Linked DNA regions of Homo sapiens: region 2 is linked to region 1. Evidence: read pairs that join two places in POLR2A ChIA-PET (ENCODE). Cell type or tissue: A673. All regions are shown on one strand. Each heading gives the region's core, and the rest is flanking DNA. Links, peaks and the distances in the headings are about the cores only. Region 1 overlaps SRSF4 (serine and arginine rich splicing factor 4). Region 2 overlaps EPB41 (erythrocyte membrane protein band 4.1).

Region 1 (11,659 bases), core at 3,092-7,091:
AAGAGAGTAGCTTTCCAGTTTCTACCCATGATGTTCAATCCCTAACTCTCAGAATACTGGAGTCATTCCTTCAGCAAGCAGAATCTTGCTGGCAGACATTCAGTAAAGGTCTGCTACGGTGCTGACGATAAGCATGATGCACCTGAAAAAACAGCAGACTGGGAGTCAGGAGTCCTGGTCCCAGCTCTTCTGCATGTTACTTGAAGGTTGCTGGGATTAAATTTTAAAAAGAAAAACAAAAAAGTGCTTTAAATTAAACTATACAAATGTAAAGGATTCCTAACTATTCTTTCCTGAACCTAAATACACTTCACTCATTTGGCTAGAGATGACTTGTTTAAATATGGCCAAAAAAAGCGAGAAGGGAGACAGAAAACAAAACCTGTTTCATGCATCCTCCTAAGACCATTCAGATTATGATACTGCTCAGTAAGTTTTTCTTCCTATTGAGATTAAAAACACTGTTGTCAATAAGTGGGGCCGGGTGCAGTGGCTCACGCCTGTAATCCCAGCACTTTAGGAGGCCAAGGCAGGTGGATCACTTGTGGTCAGGAGGAGCTCGAGACCAGCCTGGTCAACATGGTGAAACCCCGCCTCTACTAAAATACAAAAATTGGCCGGGCATGGTGGCATGCACTTGTAATCCCAGTTACTCAGAGGGCTGAGGCAGAACTACTTGAACCCCAGAGGCGGAGGTTGCAGTGAGCTGAGATGGCGCCACTGCACTCCAGCCTAGGCGAAAGGGCGAGACTCCATCTCAAAAAAAAAAAAAAGCTGGAACCAGTACACTGGATGGCCAACATTAGCACTGAATCTTAATTCTTGACACCAAACCTCTTTCAGGACAAATATTCCATCAAAAACCTTATGAAAAAACATGGGTCAGATTGTCAATTTCACCAGTAAGGATACACACTGAAGCTGATGTGAATTTGCATGTTATAGCAAATGCTGCAGGAAACACTGATGGTTTCAACCATTTTATTGACTGGTGAGTAGCTACACTGCCATCTTCTTGTAACCCTTTTTTTTTTTTTTGAGACAGAGTCCTGCTCTACTGCCCAGGCTGGAGTGCAGTGGCATGATTTTGGCTCACTACAACCTCCACCTTCCAGGTTCAAGCAATTCTCTTGCCTCAGCCTCCCAAGTAGCTGGGACTACAGGTGCCCACCACCACGCCCGGCTAATTTTTGTATCTTTTTAAGTAGAGACAGGGTTTCAAACATTCTTTACAGAGAGAAATTTCGTTATCACACATTTGGGCCAGGTTTCTGTCATGTCAGCACTTGAGGAGGCTGAGACTGAAGGATCACTTGAGGCCAGGAGTTCGAGACCAGTCGGGGTAACATAGTGACAACCAATCTCTGAGCCATGATTGTGCCTCTGCACTCCAGCCTAGGCAACAGAGACTCTGTAACAAAACAAAATCAGGCCGGGCGCGGTGGCTCACGCCTGTAATCCCAGCACTTTGGGAGGCTGAGGCGGGTGGATCACAAGGTCAGGAGTTCAAGATGGTGAAACCTCGTCTCTACTAAAAATACAAAAAAATTACCCGGGCATGGTGGCGGGTGCCTGTAATCCCAGCTACTCAGGAAGCTGAGATGGAGAATTGCTTGAACCCGGGAGGCGGAGGCTGCAGTGAGCAGAGATGGTGCCACTGCACTCCAGCCTGGGCAACACAGCGAGACTCCATCTCAAACAAACCAAACCAAACCAAACCAAACCAAACCAAACCAAACCAAACTCACAAATGTGTCCTTAGAATGATGGTCCCACAATGTATAGCAGGAATATAATTCTGATATATTTTGTACTCATATGGCACTTTAATTATTTCCAGCTCTGTGCAGGCTTTCAAACATATAACACTGTATTTTGTGTATGCCTGGGCCTGCACAAATCTACCTGTTTCCCAACTTTAACTCCTGCCCAACCTTACCCCAAAAGGTTAATGGGGCCCAAACCTTTAGGTCTTGCCAGCTGCACCGACTTGACAAATTCTCCACAATAAGTCTGTACTCTGTGCGAGTAGGAGGGCCATATTTATCTCGGCCACTTCTTCTATAACCATATCCACCTTTGGAAGGTTCAAATAAATAAGATTATTTCAGTGGAAGAAAAGGAAAAAAAATGACACAGCACACACCCCCCCTTAAATATATTATTTACCCCCACCCCAAACAATAGCACGTTTTAACTCTATTCCCACCCTTAATTCTAAAATAGATTTTTAAAGAAGCAATCAGCTAAATATAAACATTTAATTTAAAAAGTTGTAAGTATACATATTCATTAATATTTGCATTTAAGATTAACATGCATAAATTTAAAACTATTAACAATTTAACAATTTAGAAATAAGTAACCAAATTACTAAATCAGTTACTGGTGTTACTCACAGTGATTAAACATTTTGTGAATATTTTATATGGAAAAAAAAAGATTTTCAGGCACCTATTTCAGTTTAATCTCATCTGTGTCTAACCCTTGGGATCCTCACCACCCAGGTCTAATGGGGAAAGGTTGCGGTCGTCACATGGCTTCCTGTTTTTGGTCAGCCAAGGGCCACAATGGTTCAAAGAGCCACGCATGGAAAGGTAACCCAAGGTCAGCAAATGGAACAGGCAGTCATCTTAGCCTCAAAGGATTCTTTTAATTAAAACATTGAGGTCTTTGTTAAATCTATGTTAAACAATTGCATTACAGAGAAAAAAACAACAACAACACAAACACACATCATTAAACATATTTATAAAGTATTATAAACAAGAAATTGTCATTAGTTTAATTAAAATTAAACATTATCAAAGGCTTATTTGTAATTCTACATTTTTAAAAAAGATACATAATTTACAAAATAGCTTAAACATCAATACGTTTAAATGTAATATCAATTAATTACTTTAAAAATTAGCATGATAACAAAAGCACGTTACTGATAAAAGTATGCCCTTTGAATGCTTACTGCGTCCAGAACCGTAACTGCCATCTCGCCGTGGGCCGCGGGCATGCTCAACAATTACTCGCTCACCACAAAGGTCTTTGCCATTCAGTTCATAAACAGCATCATCTGCATCACGCAGATCATCAAACTCCACAAAACCATATCTAGAAGAGAGCAAAGAAAATACTGGTTGGTACCATTTTGACATCCAGCTTCACTAACATTAAAGAGAAAGCAATGAGGTTCATGCTTAGCAAAGGTTAGGTGGATTTTGCAAACTAAGGATCAACTTTGTCTTCTCTTCAGGTGAAACCACTTTGCTTTGTGCCAACAGGCACTGAAAGAGGTAGGGAGACTTCTCAAAGTAGACTCCTATCTTTCTAGGAGGAGGCTGGCTACATACACAGGACACTTCTTTTGTTTCCCAAGTAGTTGGTGGCAACTGCAAAGACAGGGATGCTTGGTATAAGAATCCAAAATATATAATGCTACAAGACATATAACGCTCTTTCAAACACCACATAAAACTCATCTTTTTTAGCTTTAAAAGTGGTATCTTAGAGAACAATTAGACCTACATTCAGGCACTGTGTAATAACTGTTGAATCATGTGAAAGTAAAAAACTTTTTTTTAAGGTTCCTGTTCCTCTACGTAAACACATCTGTCACATGTGATTATCAGTGAAAAAAAGACTGGAGCTGTTTACTTCCCTGTGAGATTCCAAATTCATTTCCATGAAGTTTTAGAATAGGATGGAATTCTCTGAAATCTGTATACAACTCGTGCAAACTTCTTTAAATGGTATTGCTACATCTTTTCCAGCCAAGAGGTTTGGTGGCTTAACATATAACCAAAAGAACCCCCACCATCCTACTAATGCCTATTAAAGAGTACAATTTATATAGCTAAAGTGCAAAATTTGTAAGATACTTATAAGCAAGGTTATACAAATGCCCTGTAAATTATGTTTTCAAGAAATATTTAGTTTGGTCTGACACAGCTGTGAAAAGTCCAGCTTTGTGACCATTGCCTATATTTAAAAACCAAAACCATCTTATTGATCATAACTAATCAGAAAGGAAAGTTACAAGCAATTTCTTTAAACTCTAGTAAGGCTGTGTGTACACGGGCACACAGACTAGTGTTCCTCTGCATTTAAACACACTGACACTACAAACAAGTTACAAGACTTGTCAGAGGGTCACTCAGCCTGCTGACAAAAAATGATTCCAGTTTACTTATTTATTTATTTATTTTATTTTTTGAGACAGAGTCTCGCTGTCGCCCAGGCTGGAGCGCAGTGGTGCGATCTCAGCTCACTGCAACCTCCACCTCCTGGGTTCAAGTGATTCTCCTGCCTCAGCCTCCCGAGTAGCTGGGATTACAGGCGCACGCCCCCATGCCTGGCTACTTTTTGTATTTTTAGTAGAGACAGGGTTTTGCCATGTTGGCCAAGCTGGTCTCAAAACCTCAGGTGATTCGCCCTCCTGGGCCTCCCAAAGCGCTAGGATTATAGGCGTGAGCCACTGCGCCCGGCCTCCAGTTTCTTTAGAATGTGATGCTATACTCAGTAACATGTTAAATAAGTGAGAACTCAGAATTGTGGAATTTTTCCTTTACTAAAGAGTTCCTTTCATACAACAGTCTCTCAAGGTGACAATGTGCTAGGTTACAATGTGTAGGTAACAACGTTGGAGGGTTTTTTATGTTGAAATGTCTGAGTGGCACTGAATGTCAACTCCATTAAAAAAAATTAACACAGACACACCCGGTTATTTAACAGGAAGTGCCTTGCAGTAACACAATTCAGAAGCCACCTGGCTCAATTTATGGGCTGTGAAGTCTTTAAAACATAGTTTCACGCTTCCATAGGCTAGAATTGCTGAGCAGCTTAATAAGAAGGATTTTGAACATGCTGTTATCTTAGAAAAGGCAAGTAAAGCCTCTCGAAATCCCTGACTTACTATGTTCAAAAGTGCTTTACAGTGACTAAAAATCTATTAATAGATAATATAATGTAGCTGCTTTTTCCTTTCTTAGATAGAATGGGTCATTAGGAAAACTATACTATTATTTTCAGAGACAATTTTTCTTTTAAGGCAAATAAAAAACCAACTCAACTATTTTCTACTTTGGTTTATCTCTAGATGGATTCAAAACAATAACAACAACAAAAGTGCCCTCCTGAATTTAATTGTCAAGACCAGTCCCAAGTCTCCTCTGTCCACAGCATCACTGCTTTTGGCACCATGTGAGAGCCTGACGCCATGCGGAGGGAGGAGGGACATTTGGCCTGGGCGTGATGGAATGGCCTCCACTCCCTTCGAGTCATACTCTGGCTCGGCACTGTTCAATGACTGAATGACCAGGACTGATCTAACGTGATCTTAGAAGGACATCACCGAATCCTGAGGATTAAACAAACCACAGGAAAATACCAACTGTTTTCCTCAAAATAGTGAAGGGTTACAACTACTGGGCAGAGGGGGTGGTCACAGAATGCAACATCCTAAGCTCTGCAGGTCAACTGAAATAGAAAGCCCAGTGGCCGCTGATGGCAAGTGATGCTTCTGTCAGACCTACATGGTAATACATTCTCCCAGACTCAAAGATCACCCTGTTCCAAGGCTCATATGCAGAACTTATCCTGACCTTTCAGAGAAAGCAGTGACAATCTGTTCAGTGGAGGCAGGTTAATTTAAAAATAAAAATTAATGTTACGACAGATGAATCTTTCTTTGCAAGCTGAGAATGAAGCAAGGCATATCTTGCCAATAAAACTTCCTTGAGTTACAGGGACAACTGGTAATGTTACAGAAAAATCCCTACAAACCTCCCCCAGTATTTACTTCTAAAAAGTTCCAACAAGTGGGTCACTTGGTAAGCCTGTTTTGGGGGTATCCAAAACATTTATTAAATTAGCTGACTTGAGATTAAATTTATTTTACAGAAAAATTTTGGCTACTATTCTGTGAAAAAATCTATTTGAAACATATCAAAGTTCAGTTCAAGGATCAAATCAGGCATCTGATTGTCACTTCTCTCTGCCATTGACATGCTGAGTGGGTTTGGAAGATTAAAACAAACATCTTCGCATACAACAAACCATATCTGATACGGACTCTTGTTCTGAGAATAAAGCAAAGAGCAGATCAGTGTGGTTGTTTCTACCAAGTCTGCTTTACTTGAAGAATGACTTAATTTCATTCAATAAATAGAGTGAATAAGATAGAAATAAATTAAGACAGAAGACTAGATAATAAAAATAAAATGTTACCTCTGACTAAACAATCTCTCTATTAAGCAATGGTATCGTAGTTTATATTCATAGCACCCATCAGCTAGGTACTATTATTTCTGTTTTACAAATGAAGAAATCAAGGCACAGAATATTAAATAACTTGCATAAAAAAACCCCGCCGAGCTGGCATTCAAACCTGTGGTTTGACACCAGGGCTGAAACTCCCTAACTATTAAGACTGAAGCAGCAAGAACCGACCTGGGTTCTAGTCTTGGTTCTGCTACAAACTTTGAAGAGCAAATTTAAATCATTTTATTTCTCTGGGTCTTAGTTTATTCATGAAATGAGGGAAGTATACTGCATATCTCCAAGGCTTCGACTAACATCAAAAGCATGACAGGTTAAGTGTTAAAATTAGTGCTCCTTTGGTTTAACAATGGAGATGGGGTCTCAATATGTTATCCAGGCTGGACTTGAACTCCTGGGATCAAGGGATCCTGCGGCTTCAGCCTCCCAAGTAGCTGGGATTACAGGCACACGCCACTGTGCTGGGCTTCAAAAATGGAAAATTTAAACTCTAAAATTTGACATGCCTGCACTAGGATGGTACCACCAGACACCAACAGATGAAAAGGGATACATTTTTATCATCTAAAATACCTTTTATGTATGGGTCCCAATTTTAGTTCATTTAAACACTTTTAACTGTTCCTGAATTAATTAGTGCCTTCAACAAAGTAAAGCTCTTCCTGGTAACTAACACTAGAGCCTTTTAAAGCCAAGCTTAACACTCCCTTTGTGCTTTGCAGCAAGTAACGTGAAACAAATCTCTTTTCTCAGAAAGCAATCTCCTTTTGAATCCTCTGTCAGAGTAAAAAGGAATATAAAATACACACATGCATGTATACATACTATTATATGTATGCACGTGTGTACATATATGTATATACATCTCTGGTGTGACTTGTGAATAAGCCTCACAAAACAACCCAAGAGATAAATTTCTCTAATTCTAACAGCAGAAATCCTTCCTCTTCTGCTCTATTAAAAACAAAGAACACCTTTCAATAATTCATAGGATGCAGGAATTCAGGAGAAAGAATCTAAGACAAATGTAAAAACCCCTCCACAGCAGGGATTGACAGAAACACAAAGAGCCCTGCGATACACTTTCAATCTTCCTCCCCTATGCATATGAAAGAATAAAAAGCATGACCTCACTATTCAATACACAACACCCTTCAAGTAAGAGAAGAAACTCCTTTCTTTAATGTTTCTCTGCAATAGGTTGAGTATTCTGAATCCGAAAATCCAAAATCTGAAATGCTCGAAAATCCGAAACTTTCTGAGCAGCAACAAGATGCTCAAATTTGCTCATCAGAACATTTTGGATTTTGTTTAGGAATGCTCAACCATTAAGTACAATACAAACATTCCCAAATCCCAAAAAAAACCCTGAAATCCAAAATTCGTCTGATCCCAAGCACTGTGTTGTCTTTACCAAAACTATTTTCCTCTGGTCACATTCTATCCTCACAAACCTAGTCAAAAGAATGAGGGGAAGTTGCTGTCATTTTCCCTGTAAAAAAAGGCAGGCACCATGAGTCTTACCAAGTATAGACAGGTATCTGGATACCACAAACAAAAGCCACACTGAATTACATGGGCTGCTCTAAACTTTAGTCCATTCTTATCCCATTGCCAATGCGCTCATCTTCGTCATTCAATAGCTGATGTACTGCTCAGGTTATCAGTCATAATTCTGAAAAGGTAGAACTGGAATGACGTATTTTTAAAACTAAGGTACTCTAAGACTTCAACTTTTGAAATGTTAACCACACTTCTTCAGGCAAGAATTATTATCTGAGTTTGTATCCTTGCTAAATATCCTTTCTCTGATCCTAATAGCCTATACCAATGGTCCCAAACACCAAGTCTGCCCTTTGCTCTGTTATGTTCTACTGAATAGGATTTACCTCAACTCTTTTCAGAACAGCTTAGGGTCACTTCTGTATTCCAAACATCTTCACTGAACAGGGAGACTAAGTCCTGTCTGCAATCTAATACCCATGGCTTGCTCTGGAAACAGGCTGATCAATGGCTAACTGGGCAAGGCATGACTAAGGGGGTGCTCAATACCAGAAACTGCTAGGGAGTGGGTATGAGGAGCAGGGGAAAGCAAGCCTCCATGCGTGTGACCGTGGTCACCCACCAACACTGCTTACCGAGGGGCATGCCTTGGATGGTCTCTCTATAAGAAAATATGCCCCTTTCCACGGTGGATCTCTGCTCACCTTTGTCCTAAAACTGTGCCACATGCTTTTCTTTGTATGTGGACATGACAGTCCTCAGCCAACCATCAGCAGGATGTGAGTTTTGTTTTCACAATGTGGTGAGCCATTCCCACATTCACTCATTTTCCTTGTAAGAACCGAACCTCTCCATGGCTGGTCAGGATTAGGGATGTTGCTGTAGCCAAGGAAAAATTTTCATCTGTTGAAGTTAACCCACGGGGTGGCTTGAACCCTCAATCTAGAGTCAGTAGCACTGTACTTTAAGGGGAAAGTCCTTAAATCTACCCTGAAAGAAATGGCATTCAGTGAACAGGAATCAAACAGCTTTGTTTCAAAGCACTCAGTGATGTCCTATGCTTCAGCCAACTTGGTCTTATGAGGTAAAAAGTCAGGACACACTGATAGGACAGTACTAAAAAAACGGTAATTCTTGCTGTCTGCATAAAGTGCTTGGCAAACTGTAGAAAGACACTTCTGCAACCAACTCTAGTGCTCAGAAGAGGCCAACTCAGAGAAAAGCTTGTGAATGAGAACAGTGTAACTGCCCCGATTCCAAAGGTCTGCAACATTCCAGGGAACCAGCGTTCAGGCCCTCACAGAAGAATTAACCAATGTCACATTTACTGCTCAGGATCAGTGATTATGGTTGCAATTTGACTTTCCTGGCAACAGAGGGTTGTTTACAACCCACAACTAAAAGCTGCTACCACATGAAATGGGTTCCTGAGATCCTTTCCTTTCTTGAGACAGGAAGGAGGCTGCTCTGGGCATTGTGGCCTCTCTTTAGTCTCAGAGGAGGGAGGGCCATCAAGGCCACCTGGAGGAGGTGGATGACTTACCCGTGCTCACTGAGTGGCAGAGCTGGGGTGCGACTTCAGGGCTCACCATTACCCAGTCTGGGACTCTTTTCACGTCGGCAAACTGGCAGTTCCCGCACACCAAGGGCTCTCTGATTAGAGCTAGTGTGGATTCCTGGTCTGCAAACGTTGGCCACAGCTCAGTCTGCACTTGATCTTTCCCCACCTTCAAAGAAGAAAACCTACCTCATGATTTCTCTCTTCCGGATCCCTTGACCATCTAATTTGCTCCCAACACCTTTGTAATCACTTCTGACTATATCTTATTGGTTACCCACTGGGTCTACTGCCAAGTTCTGCAGTTTTCTCATTTGCTGGGCCTTCAGGGCTGTCTCTACCATTTGGATTAATTTATGTAATTCTAGGCTAGAGCTATTTTTACTTAGTCAACTTGTCTTTTGCATTGTGTCAGGAAAAGTCAGCTACTAAATCATTTTTTTGTTTAGAAGTCTATAACGACTCCTAAGTATCTTTATGTCACTCTCTAAACCTGGAACACCTTGACTACACAAGTTGAATTATATCAATCTTCTTCCATATGCTTGAGAATTACCTCTTTCATGAAGCCTCAGAAACTTGCCTATTCCAATTATTTTAGGACTTTCTTTAGCTTTAGCACTTCTATTCAATTTTACGCTTTTTGTTTTTGTTTTTTTGAGATGGAGTCTCGCTCTGTTGCCCAGGCTGGAGTGCAAAGGCACAATCTTGGCTCACTGCAGCCTCCACCTCCCAGGTTCAAGCAGTTCTCCTGCCTCAGCCTCTTGAATAGCTGGAATTACAGGCACACGCCACCACGCCCAGCTAATTTTTATATTTTTAGTGGAGACGGGGTTTCACCATGTTGGTCAGGCTTGTCTCAAACTCCTGACCTTGTGATATGGCCGCCTCAGCCTCCCAAAGTGCTGGGATTACAGGCGTGAGCCACTGTGCCCAGTCATGTTTCTGTAGCTTTTTAAGTCTTGTTTTTGTCTTTGTGCTTACCTTCTCTTTTGATTATGAGCTCTTCACTAAGAAAAACGAAGGCTAATATCTGTTGGCTATTTAGCACAGTGCCTGGCACAGTAAATAATTTATCCATAATATTTCATCCATTTGTATATCAAATGTGAAGAATGTATTATTATTCTTCTCATTTTACAATGAGAAACTGAGGCTTGGAGTAAGCAACTTGCTCATTTTCAAGGAGCTCATGAGTGAAGGAGCTAGATTTGAACCCAGACCCATGACTCTAAAAATCCCAGCTCTAAACCACAAGGTTCTAATTCCTTTTTTTTTTTTTTTTTAAAAAAAACATAGTCTCGCTCTGTCGCGCAGGCTGCAGCGCAGCGGCGCGATCTCCACTCACTGCAACCTCTGACCCTGGGCTCAAGCAATTCTTGTACCTCAGCCTTTAGAGTGGCTGGGACTACAGGTGTGCACCACCATGCCCGGCAAATTTTTTGTAATTTTTTTTTTTTTTTTTTTAGGAGAGACAGGGTTTCACCATGTTGCCCAGGGTGGTCTCGAACTCCTGAGCTCAGGCAATCCACCTGCCTTGGCCTCCCAAAGTGCTAGAATTACAGGCATGAGCCACCATGCCCGGCCTTCTACTGTATTTTAAAGGCAGATGCTTCTCTTCCAGTCCTGTGTACAATCTTTTTTCACTCAATAAATGCTGCTGCTTGACTTAATGATACTCTAACATCAGATAAAGTCAGGCTGTAGTAAAGGTTTTTGATATAATGGGGTAAAGTCTCTAGAGAAAAAAGAAATTGACCTTGGGGCAGGGTGAAGCACCTCTAAGCTGGGGGTATGTGACAACCAGGTTACTTTCACTCGTCTTTTGGTTCCCATTAGCCAGTGTCAGCCATCTGGTCCTTCCGAAAACATGTGTGGGTTCAGAACATAACAGACTAGAAGAATAGAGGAAAAATAAGATTATTCTGTGCAATCCCCATTCTGGAGGTCCCATATCAACCCCCGGAGTCTGTCTTTGCTTCTAAGGCTCAGCAAAAATTAGACCAGCATAAAGAAGATGAAGACTTGGATCTAGACGTGGTGGATGTGAATGAATATTGGCAATATTATGTATTTAGGAATGTATTTAATTAGTTTTGCAAGGAATGGTGACTTGAACCAAAAAATATAAGCGTGAATGGTAGGAGGGAAATGGGCCAGAAATCAAAGAATACTAGAAAGTTTACAGACTTTCAACTATACAAAGGTTAAAGCAGCAACCAGAAAAGTACCATGCAGATGATAAACATCTAAGATGTGATTTAATTTTCATTAACTAAAAACTATTTTTAACATGCAGCCCACTAGGACTCTTCTTCACATTTC
Region 2 (11,659 bases), core at 2,502-6,501, 56 kb before region 1:
TAGGAAATTACTTAAAAATTGTACACGCTATTAGCCAGAGGATATAGGAAATAATTACTTCATATGGCAGAATCCCTTTAAGTTGTCACTACCATGGAAACAAGCTAAATGTCCATCAGTGGAGAGCTGGTTAAATACATTATGGTACATCCAATTAAGGTAATTCTGTGTGGCCTTTAATAAAAGCTTCTGATGGGAACAAGCTACATGATAAATTGGTAAGTGAACAAGCATGGTGCACTATGGTGGTACTGTTTATGGAGGGGAGAAGGGATGTATATTGCAGCTATGTGTGTTTAGGTTTGTATATCAATACACTCTCTCTGAATGGGTACTAAAAAACAAAACAAAAAACCAACAACCAAAACGTATAGTGGCCCCTGATGAAGGAGACTGAGACTGCAGGACTCGGGTCAGGAGTGGGAGGGAAACTGACTTTTCACTGTAAAACATTTTGAAGTATTAAAATTTTTATAGCATAGACATAGCCAAAAAATTTTATTTTATTATTATTATTATTATTTAGAGACAGTCTTGCTCTGTAGCCCAGGCTGGAGTGCAGTGGCATGATCTCAGCTCACTGCAACCTCTGCCTCCCGAGTTCAAGTGATTCTCGTGCCTCAGCCTCTTGAGTAGCTGGGATTACATGTGCATGCCACCACACCTGGCTAATATTTATATTCATATTTTTATTTTTATTTTTGTTTGAGACAGAGTTTCCCTCTTGTCGCCCAGGCTGGAATGCAGTGGTGCCATCTCGGCTCACTGCAACCTCCACCTCCTGGGTTCCAGCGATTCTCATGCCTCAGCCTCCCAGGTGGCTGGGATTACAGGCACCCACCACCACACCCAGCTAATTTTTGTACTTTTAGTAGAGACGGGGTTTCACCATGTTGGTCAGGCTGGTCTCGAACTCCTGACCTCAGGTGATCCACCCACCTTGGCCTCCCAAAGTGCTGGGATTACAGGTGTGAGCCACCGCACCCAGCCTAATTTTTATATTTTTAGTAGAGACAGGGTTTCACCTTGTGGGCCAGGTTGGTCTCAAACTCCAGGCCTCAAGTAGTCAGCCCGCCTCGACCTCCCAAAGTGCAGGGATTACAGGCATGAACCACCGCACCCTGCGCCCCCAAAATTTAAATGGTTCAAAATAAATTGTTTTAAAAGTTAGAGCCACACTGACCACAGAAGTCCCTGTGGTGTGGGTGTAGGTAGCTCCTACAAAAAAAGGAAATGGAAGCAGTCATTTTAAAATATCCTGACATATTAGAGAAATATAAAGGCAGCGTGATATTCTTGACAGAGCCCGTGGGCTTTGGAATTAGAGTGACTTAGGTCTTAATTCCGACATTTGCTAGTTTTGTGACCTTGGGCAAGTCCCTTATCTTTTTGAGCCTTAGTTTTCTCTTCTGAAAAATACTGTGATCAAGTTATTGAAATAAGCACAATGTTTGCCTGGTATTTATTAGCTATTCATAATGGTAGCTATTATTATATTGCGTTGTTAAACATTTGCCTTTATTTCATTTTAACCAGGCTTAAGACAGTCAAGATACAAATTGCTTTTTATTTTATTTGTTTGTTTGTTTATTTATTTATTTTTGAGATGGAGTCTCACTCTGTCACCCAGGCTGGAGTGCAGTGGCGCGATCTCGGCTCACTGTAACCTCCACCTCCCAGGTTCAAGCAATTCTCCAGCCTCAGCCTCCCAAATAGCTGGGACCACAGGCATGCGCCCCCATGCCCGGCTAATTTTTTTATTTCTAGTAGAGATGGGTTTTGCCACGTTGGTCAGGCTGGTTTCGAATGCCTGATCTCAGGTGATCTGCCCGCCTTGGCCTCCCAAAGTGCTGGGATTACAGGCGTGATCCACTGCTCCCGGCCCACATTGCTTTTTATTACTTATGCTAGACAGTGGGGTAGAGTGGGGAAGAGTGTTGACTTTCGAGTCAGAGTCAGATTTCCTGGCTTTGAACCTGCCCTGTCACTAGTGTGCAGTCAAATTACTAAATCGCCATGTGCCTCAGTTTCCTCATTTGTAAAATGTGGCTAATAGTTGTACCTCATAGGATTGTTGTCAGGAATAAATGAATTAATGCACATAAATGTTTCCAAAGTGCCTGGCAGATAATAAGCACTAGATATTCATTTGCAATTGTTATTATTTATTTACTATTTCTACTTTTGCTTTTATTATCTTGCTGGATAAGTAAGCCGGAGCACCATTTTTTTATTTATTCACAGTCTCTGTGCTTTGGAAAACATGGTCAGAGGGGATAGTTTTTACGTGTAGTTTTTTATGTGTGTATATGGGTGTGTTTGAGGTAAAATTTACATACAGTGAAATGCACAGACAGGGTCTCGCACTGTTGCCCAGGCTGGAGTTACAGTGGCATGACCACAGTTCACTGCAGCCTCGACCTTTTGGGCTCAAGTGATCCTCCCACCTCAGCCTCATGAGTAGCTAGGACTCCAGGCGCACACCACTACATGTGACTTTTTAATTTTTTTTTTTTTTCGAGACGGAGTCTCGCTCTGTCACCTGGCCTGGACTGCAGTAGCATGATCTCAGCTCACTGCAACGTCTGCCTTCCGGGTTCAAGCAATTCTCCTGCCTCAGCCTTCTGAGTAGCTGGGATTACAGGTGCGGGCCACCATGCCTGGCTAATTTTTGTATTTCTTTTTTCAGTAGAAACAGGGCTTCGCCATGTTGGTCAGGCTGGTCTCGAACTCCTGACCTCATGATCCTTCCGCCTCGGCCTCCCAAAGTGCTGGGATTACAGGTGTGAGCCACTGTGCCCGGCCTAATTTTTTAATTTTTTGTACACACGGGACTCACTTTGTTGCTAAGGCTGATCTCGAACTCCTGGGCTCAAGCAATCCTCCCTCCTCAGCCTCCCAAAGTGCTGGTATTACAGATGTGAGCCACCATGCCTAGCAATTTGATTGGTTTTGACAAATGGCTATACATGTGTAACCAAGACACATTTAGGATACAGAACATTACCCCTGAAACTGGCTTCATAGCCTTTTCCATCTGATTTCTACCCCTTTAGGCAGCCAGTGCTCTGCTTTCTATCAGTATTGCTTAGTTTTGCCTGGTTTGGACTTCATGTAAGTAGAAGTATACAGTAGTACACTTTTGTGTATGGCTTCTTTCTTTCTTTTTGAATTGGAGTCTCACTCTTGTCATCCAGGCTGCTGGAGTGCAGTAGTACCATCTCAGCTCACTGCAACCTCCACCTCCCAGATTCTAGCGATTCTCCTGCCTCAGCCTCCTGAGTAGCCAGGATTACAGGTGCCCACCACTTCACCTGGCTAATTTTTGTATTTTTAGTAGAGACGGGGTTTCACCATGTTGGCCAGGCTGGTCTTGAACTCCTGACCTCAGGTGATCCACCCACCTTGGCCTCCCAAAGTGCTGGTATTACAGGCCTGAGCCACCGTACCCAACAGTGTCTGCCTTCTTTCTGAATATAATATTTTTTAGATTCATCCATGTTATGTGAATCAGTAGTTCCCTCTTTTTTATTGCTGAATAGTATTACATTGAATGAATATACCACAATTTGTTTATCCATTCATTTGTTGATGGACAGTTGGATGAATTTCAGTTTGGGAAAATATTAATAAAGCTGCTATGAATGTTCATGTACAGATCTTTTTTTTTTTTTTTTTTTTTTTGAGACAGAGTATGGCTCTGTTGCCGAGGCTGGAGTGCAGTGGCATGATCTCAGCCCACTGCAACCTCCGCCTCCTGGTTCAAGCGATCCTCCTGCCTCAGCCTCCAGAGTAACTGGACTACAGGCATGTATCACCATGCCTGGCTAATTTATTGGTATTTTGTGGTAGAGATAGGGTTTCATGATGTCGGCCAGGCTGGTCTCAAACTCCTGACCTCAGGCAATCCACCTGCCTCGGCCTCCCACAGTGCTGGGATTTCAGGCATGAGCCACCGTGCCTGGCCACAAATCTTGTTGTGGGCGTTTCATTTATCTTGAGTAAACATCTAAGAGTCAAATTGCTGGGTCATAGGACAAATGACCAGTATGAGGAAACATTGGTAAGAGGATCAAGGAAAACAGGCCCTGTATGGGAACAGGGTAAGTAGGAAAACATAACAGTGTCTCCTGCATCTTTAGCATTCTTCAGAGACAGAAAAGAGACTAGAGGGAGCGGGCAGGAGGTAGATAAAGATAGAGTCACAGGTTTATAGAGGAGTTCTTCAAAAAGCTTTAGCCCTTCTGGCATGCAAATTCATGTTATAACAATTTATAAGCTAATTTTATTTGTATAATTTCTTTGTATGCTCACAACAGTGCTACGGTGTAGGCAGAACACATATTCCCATATTGCTTTTATTTTTTATTTTATTTATTTATTTATTTTTTTGAGATGGAGTTTCACTCTTGTTGCCCAGGCTGGAGTGCAGTGGCGCAATCTCAACTCACTGCAACCTCTCAGCCTCCCGAGTAGCTGGGATTTTTTTTTTTTTTTTTTTTTTTTTTTGAGATGGAGTCTTCCTCTGTTACCCAGGCTGGAGTGCAGTGACACAATCTTGGCTCACTGCAACCTCCACCTCCTAGGTTCAAGAGATTCTCCTGCCTCAGCCTCCTGAGTGGCTGGGACGACAGGCGTTTGCCACCACACCTGGCTAATTTTTGTATTTTTAGTAGAGATGGGGTTTCACCATATTGGTCAGCTGGTCTTGAACTCCTGACCTCGTGATCCGCCTGCCTTGGCCTCCCAAAGTGCTGGGACTACAGGTGTGAGCCATTGCACCCAGTCCCCAGTATTGCTTTTATAAATGAGAAAACTAGACTGGGTGCAATGGCTCACGCCTGTAATCCCAGCACTTTGGGAGGCTGAGGAGGGTGGATCACCTGAGGTCAGGAGTTTGAGACCAGCCTGGCCAACATGGTGAAACCCTGTTTCTACTAAAAATACAGAATTAGCCAGGTGTGGTGGCATGCGCCTGTAATCCCAGCTACTTGGGTGGCTGAGGCAAGAGAATCGCTTGAACCCAGGAGGTGGAGGTTGCGGTGAGCCGAGATCCCACTATTGTACTCCAGCCTGGGGAAAAAGCAAAACTCCCTCTCAACAAAAAATAAAATAAATAAAAATTTAAAAATCAAATAAATGAGAAAACTAAAGCTCAGAGAAGTCAGAGTGACTTGCCCAAGGTTCCACAGCTGGTTACTGTCTGAGTGGGGACCCAAACCCCAGACTTCAAACAGGGAGTTTCTTGCCCTGAGTCCTAGTTCAAACACCCATTAGAGTCTTGGACAAATTCTTAACCTCTCTGGAGCTCTGTTTTCTTAACTGTACAATGTGTATAATAATGGTTCCTCCCTCAGATATTGAGAGGCATAATTGAGACAACAGTTGAATTATATGCTTGGCACATAGTAGGAGTATAATAAATATTAGTTGAGTCTGAATCTAAAGTAGATGACTGGTCTTGGCTGAAGAAAATATTAGTTAGCGGCTGGGCGCGGTGGCTCAAAGAGCTGTAATCTCAGCTCTTTGGGAGGTGGAGGTGGGCGGTTCACGAAGTCAGGAGTTCGAGACCAGCCTGGCCAATATGGTGAAACTCCATCTCTGCTAAAAATACAAAAATTAGCCAGGCGTGGTGGCAGGCGCCTGTAATCCCAGCTACTTGGGAGGCTGAGGCAGGAGAATTGCTTGAACCTGGGAGGCAGAGGTTGCAGTGAGCCGAGATCACACTATTGCACTCCAGCCTGGGCAACAGAAGCGAAACTCCATCTCAAAAAAAAAAAAAAAAAAAATACAAAAATTAGCCGGGCGTGGTGGCGCGTGCCTATATTCCCAGCTACTCAGGAGGCTGAGGCAGGAGAATTGCTTAAACCCAGGAGGTGGAGGTTTCGGTGAGCTGAGATCACGCCACTACTCTCCAGCCTGGGTGACAGAGCAAGACTCCATCTCAAAAAAAAAAAAAAAAAAAAGCTAATGTTTGAAAGGCATTTGTGAACTATAAAATGCTATACATGTGCTTAATTATTGTCACTAATGTTGACCTGTGGCTATGTTCCTGCCTCTTATTTCTTTTTTTTTTTTTTTTTGAGACAGAATTTCGCTCTTGTTGCCCAGGCTGGAGTGCAATGTCGCAATCTCAGCTCTCCACAACCTCTGCCTCCTGGGTTCAAGCTATTCTCCTGCCTTAGACTCCCGAGTAGCTGGGACTGCAGACATGCACCACCACACCCGGCTAATTTTGTATTTTTAGTAGAGATGGGGTTTCTCCATGTTGGTCATTCTGGTCTCAAACTCCCCACCTCAGGTGATCTGCCCCCCTCGGTCTCCCAAAGTGCTGGGATTATAGGCCTGAGCCACCGTGCCCGGCCCCTGCCTCCTATTTCTGATCCATTCCTGTCACTGACTCAGTGCTAAGGAAACTATACCCATCCAACTTTCTTAGAAGGAACTTTGTGCCCAGGGAATTTATTTTATTTTATTTTATTTATTTATTTTTAGACAGAGTCTCACTCTGTTGCCCAGGCTGGAAGTACAGTGGCGGGATCTTGGCTCACTGCAACTTCCACCTCCCAGGTTCAAGCATTTCTTCTGCCTCAGCCTCCCGAGTAGCTGGGATTATAGGCAAGCACCACCACGTCCGGCTAATTTTGTTTTTTTAGTAGACACAGGGTTTCACTCTGTTGGCCAGGCTGGTCTCAAACCCCTGACCTCAGGTGATCCACCCGCCTACACCTCCCAAAGTGCTAGGATTACAGGCATGAGCCACCGAGCATGGCCCAATTTATTTTATTTGTTAAGAGGTTACCCTGAAAAAAAAAAAAAAAAAGAGGTTACCCTGGCCGGGTGCGGTAGCTCACACCTGTAATGCCAGTACTTTGGGAGGCCGAGGCAGGCGGATCACCTGAGGTGGGGAGTTTGAGACCAGCCTGACCAACATGGAGAAACCCCATCTCTACTAAAAATACAAAATTAGCCCGGTGTGGTGGTGCATGCCTGTAATCCCAGCTACTCAGGAGGCTGAGGCAGGAGAATTGCTTGAAACCGGGAAGCGGAGGTTGCAGTGAGCTGAGATCACGCCACTGCATTCCAGCCTGGGCGACAAGAGTGAAACTCCGTCTCAAAAAAAAAAAAAGAGGTCATTCTAAGGGAATGAGATTTTTGCATCAGAATGTGCAGCTGAAGAGCAAAGCTGCAGCCTGCAACATTTGCCCAGTCTTCCTGAGAGGCATGATGATGAGCCATGCTTTCTTCTGCAGACTGACGACAACAGTGGAGACTTGGACCCAGGAGTCTTGCTGACAGCTCAAACTATCACATCTGAGACCCCAAGCAGCACCACCACAACTCAAATTACCAAGGTAACAGACCAGCTAGAACCTCTTTATGGAACCCAGGGGCAGGCTAAGCTTGCTGCCACCTCTCTGCAAGAAGGACCCTAGTCCATAAGCAAATATTTTCAGCTCCATCCCTAGTAAGCCACATTATTCAAAGAGTCCTGGATGGAAAGGCCCTGCTGCCTTCCCCAGCAATAAATCTAGGGAGATACCCTGAGAGTATCCCTGCCTACTTAGTAGTCTCCTAAAGGTAGGTGTGGTTGTTCTCTTTACACATCTGTCTCTCTGGTCAGTGAGTCCCCTGTCTGGCTGTGGAAGTAAGTTTAAAAAGTCAGCATGGCCAGGCATGGTGGCCCACACCTGTAATCCCAGCACTTTGGGAGGCCAAGGCAGGTGGATCACCTGAGATCAGGAGTACGAGACTAGCCTGACCAACATGGTAAAACCCCGTCTCTACTAAGAATACATAAATTAGCCGGGTGTGGCGGCATACACCTGTAGTCCCAGCTATTCGGGAGGCTGAGGGAGGAGAATTGCTTGAACCCAGGAAGCAGAGATTACAGTGAGCAGAGATTGCGCCACTGCACTCCAGCCTGGGTGAGCGAGCAGACTCTATCTCAATAGAAAGTTAACTTAAGGGGCCAGGCGTGGTGTAATCACACCTGTAATTCCAGTACTTTGGGAGGCTGAGACAGGTGGATCCCTTTAGCCCAGGAGTTTGAGATTAGCCTTGGCAACATAGTGAAACCTCATCTGTACAAAAAAATACAAAAAAAAAAAAATGTGCTGGGCATAATGGCGCATGCCTGTGGTCCCGGCTACTTGGGAGGCTGAGGTGGGAGGATCACTTGAGCCCAGGGCATCAAGGCTGCAGTAAGCCGTGATCATGCCACTGCACTCCAGCCTGAGTGACAGAGCAAGACCCTAAAACCTATCTCTGTAAAAACAAAACAAAACAAAAAGTCAGCTTCAGGGAAATTATTTTTGGTATTTTTATACAACCATATTTTCCAAGCCCAAAATCAGAACTCTGGGTCTGAGGAAGAATTTTTACAGCATTCCAGGGACAAGGCCATGAGAACTTGTTTGGATGCTGAAATATTGGAATTATTAGAATGTAGTTTATAGGAAGCAAGAGAGAGAAAATATCTAAAATTGGAACTACCCCCAGAAAATCAGAGGCAATCGATGTTTGCTGTAACACTAGAGGAAAATACTTTTTTTAATAGGTAAGAAATATAGCTTCTTGACCAAGCTCTCTCATCAATACACAGATGACTGGAAACTAGTTAACTTAATGTGTCTAGACCTTGGTTTTCCTCATCTACCAGAAAGAGAAATCTACTCACCCTCAGGAGATTATGTGAGGACCTTTTGACATCAATAATATGAAAATGCTTTAAAATACAAGAGCCCAGTTTCAAGCTGTGTGACATATTTGTTCATAGCCTTCAGATTTTTTTCCTCTTGAAAATGATCATGGTGGCTCATGCCTGTAATCCCAACACTTTGGGAGGCCAAGGCGGGCGGATCACCTGAGATCAGGAGTTCAAGACCAGCCTGGCCAACATGGCGAAACCCCATCTCTACTAAAAAAATAAAAATTAGCCGAGCATGGTGGCACACGCCTATAGTCCCAGCTACTCGGGAGGCTTAGGCAGGAGAATCACTTGAACCCAAGAGGCGGAGGTTGCAGTGAGCTAAGATCATGCCACTGCACTCTAGCCTGAGCAACAGAGCAAGACTCCATCTCAAAAAAAAAAAAAGAAAAAGAAAATGATCAATTAAAATGTATAGCATCAGTATCCAGTCTCTAAAACAGAAATGTATGAGAGAAGAGCACAGAAAGTCCTATTTTGTTTACTTGCTAGATTTCTGTGGTATTCAGGAGGAAGAAAAAGGAGAAAGTAAATACAGAATTGTGACTTTCTGTTTAGCTTAATAAAGATTTTAGTAATCCAGGCTGGGCGCGGTGGCTCACACCTGTAATCCCAGCACTTTGGGAGGCCGGGGCGGGCAGATCACGAGGTCAAGAGGTCGAGACCATCCTAGCTGACAAAAAACCCCGTCTCTACTAAAAATAGAAAAAATTAGCCGGGCGTGGTGGCAGGCGCCTGTAGTCCCAGCTACTTGGGAGGCTGAGGCAGGAGAATGGTGTGAACCCAGTAGACAGAGCTTGCAGTGAGCCGAGATCGCACCACTGTACTCCAGCCTGGGCGACAGAGCAAGACTCCGTCTCAAAAAATAAATAAATAAATAAATAAAAAAGATTGTAGTAATCAAGGCTGGATGTGGTGGCTCACGCCTGTAATCCAAGCACTTTGGGAGGCTGAGGTGGGTGGATCACAAGGTCAGGAGTTTGAGACCAGCCTGGCCAACATAGTGAAACCCCATCTCTACTAAAAATCCAAAAATTAGCTGGGCATGGTGGTGCGTGCCTGTAGTCCCATCTACTCAGGAGGCTGAGGCAGGAGAATTGCTTGAACCCGGGAGGCAGAGGTTGCAGTGAGCCGAGATCACACCACTACACTCCAGCCTGGACAACAGAGCGAGACTCTGTCTCAAAAAAAAAAAAAAACAAAGATTTTAATAATCCAGGGGAGTAGAAGTGTACTCTACAAGGGAGTAGAAGTAGCAGGTCTGGTTGAGATTTTGGACAAGTAGGTTAGAAAGCTGTCCTTTGCAGTACCCAGCAGTAGATTAAAATTTGGAGTGGAGCTTTCGGAATAATCTTTGCTATTTTTCTTTTTTTGTTTGTTTGTTTGTTAATAGAGACGAGGTCTCATTATGTTGCCCAGGCTGGTCTCAAACTCCTGGCCGCAAGCATTCCTCCTATCTCAGCCTCCCAAAGTGTTGAGATTACAAGTGTGAACCACTAAACCTGGCCTCTTTTTCTTTTTTTTTAATTCTTGTTATATCGCTGATCTCATATGACATCTTCTCTTTGGTTCCAGACTGTAAAAGGTGGGATTTCAGAGACACGTATTGAAAAGAGAATTGTGATCACAGGAGATGCTGATATTGACCATGATCAGGTGGGAATGTTGAAGAGATCTGGGCCTGGGAGGGGTCCCTGGGCAGGAAGACCGATGAATACAGGAGTTTGTTTGCCATCTTCATCTGCAAAAAGCCTCTTTGGCCACTCTAGCTCTTAATTGAGAAGAAAGACAAAGACAATCAAAGTAAGAGGCCTGTGGGATGGAGGCCACAGATTGAGGAGCCAGGAAATGTAATGGAAAGAACATGAGCTTTGGATTCCAAGACTTGATTCAATTGCTGGTTCTTAATATATTCTAGCTGTTAACTCTCTGGGCCTCCATTTTGCATCTGTAAGATGAAGATGATAGTATCTCCCTCTCAGGGTTGTTGTGAGAATCAGGTGAAATACTGGATGAACAGCTGGTGGCACATGGTGAGCTCAGTTAAATGGAGCTATTGTTATTCCGAAGGTAAAGGTACCTGAACCCATGCTAGACAACATCAAAACAAAGGGAAGCATGCCCCTACCCTTAGAGAGCTGTAACAGCCGAGAAGACACGAGCGGGAGCATAGTATGGTGGACAAGACACCAGCAGACTCGAAACTTGTTTTCTGCCCTACATCTCTAACTTGCTGTGTGACCTTGGGCAAATCACTTTTCCGCTGATTTTTTTCTCCTTTCCTAAAAGAGAGTGGGTTGATCTAGATAATTTCTGGGCCTGAGTGCTAAAATTCTATATTTTTATGTTAATTGGGTGCTAATTGTGTGCTGCAAGCAATTAGCAAATAATAAGGTCAGGATTAATGTTCCCAGTTCTCTGCTGGGTGAGGTTAGAACAGTAAAGCTGCAGAGAAGAGGGGGTGGAAGAGATTGCATGCAAATGCTTCTGGAATCGTTGACTGGGTTGCTGGAGCAATAATTCTGTGGCCTTTTTATGCTGATATGCTGAGTGCCTTTAAAAAAAGAAAAACTGAGCTACAGTGCTGGCAGTTCCCTTGGAGGCAGGGTTGAGAGTTACAGCTGAGAATAGTGGACACAGGGTCCCAGAAACAAGGCTGCAAAGCCTAAATATCTTGCAGCCTGTTGGCCCAGCTCAGTGGGTCCCGCTGCTTTAGAAGCCTGCACCCACCCACTCAGTCTGGTGTGATCTGAGCCCCTGCTACGTGCTCAGTCTGCACTAGACAGCAAAAGCAATGCGGTGAAAGGTGTTTGAGGTTTGGAGTGAGACAGACTTGGGCTGAATCCTGACTCTGCGACCTAATTGGTTATATGTCCTTGAGCAACTTATATTACCAACCTGAGCTCTAGTTTTACCATCTGTAAAATAAGGATGATCACAGGTTTCTTC

What was found. Peaks named below come from ENCODE experiments on the same cell type or tissue, not always from the same donor. Only the 100,000 strongest peaks of a DNase experiment are listed, where the experiment ranks them.
Region 2: POLR2A ChIA-PET joins it to region 1 with 9 read pairs; 4 of 35 experiments call an interaction of 5 or more read pairs at or near these places.

What each region holds. Positions count from the first base shown.
Region 1 is chr1:29,157,410-29,169,068 of GRCh38, forward strand. SRSF4 (serine and arginine rich splicing factor 4) reads right to left here. Exons shown (of 6, transcript NM_005626.5): 2 at 2,966-3,108; 3 at 1,965-2,077. It also overlaps a transcript of MECR not described here. Among named protein-coding and RNA genes, the nearest start is that of SRSF4, 19 kb to the right of the region's middle. RefSeq lists an enhancer at 7,073-7,693. In A673, for the core only: no CTCF peak of the experiment used is centred there; a DNase peak (open chromatin) is centred at 4,792; H3K27ac peaks cover 2,033 bases.
Region 2 is chr1:29,102,083-29,113,741 of GRCh38, forward strand. It overlaps EPB41 (erythrocyte membrane protein band 4.1), which reads left to right. Exons shown (of 21, transcript NM_001376013.1): 18 at 7,254-7,355; 19 at 10,286-10,366. Among named protein-coding and RNA genes, the nearest start is that of TMEM200B, 16 kb to the right of the region's middle. In A673, for the core only: no CTCF peak of the experiment used is centred there; no DNase peak of the experiment used is centred there.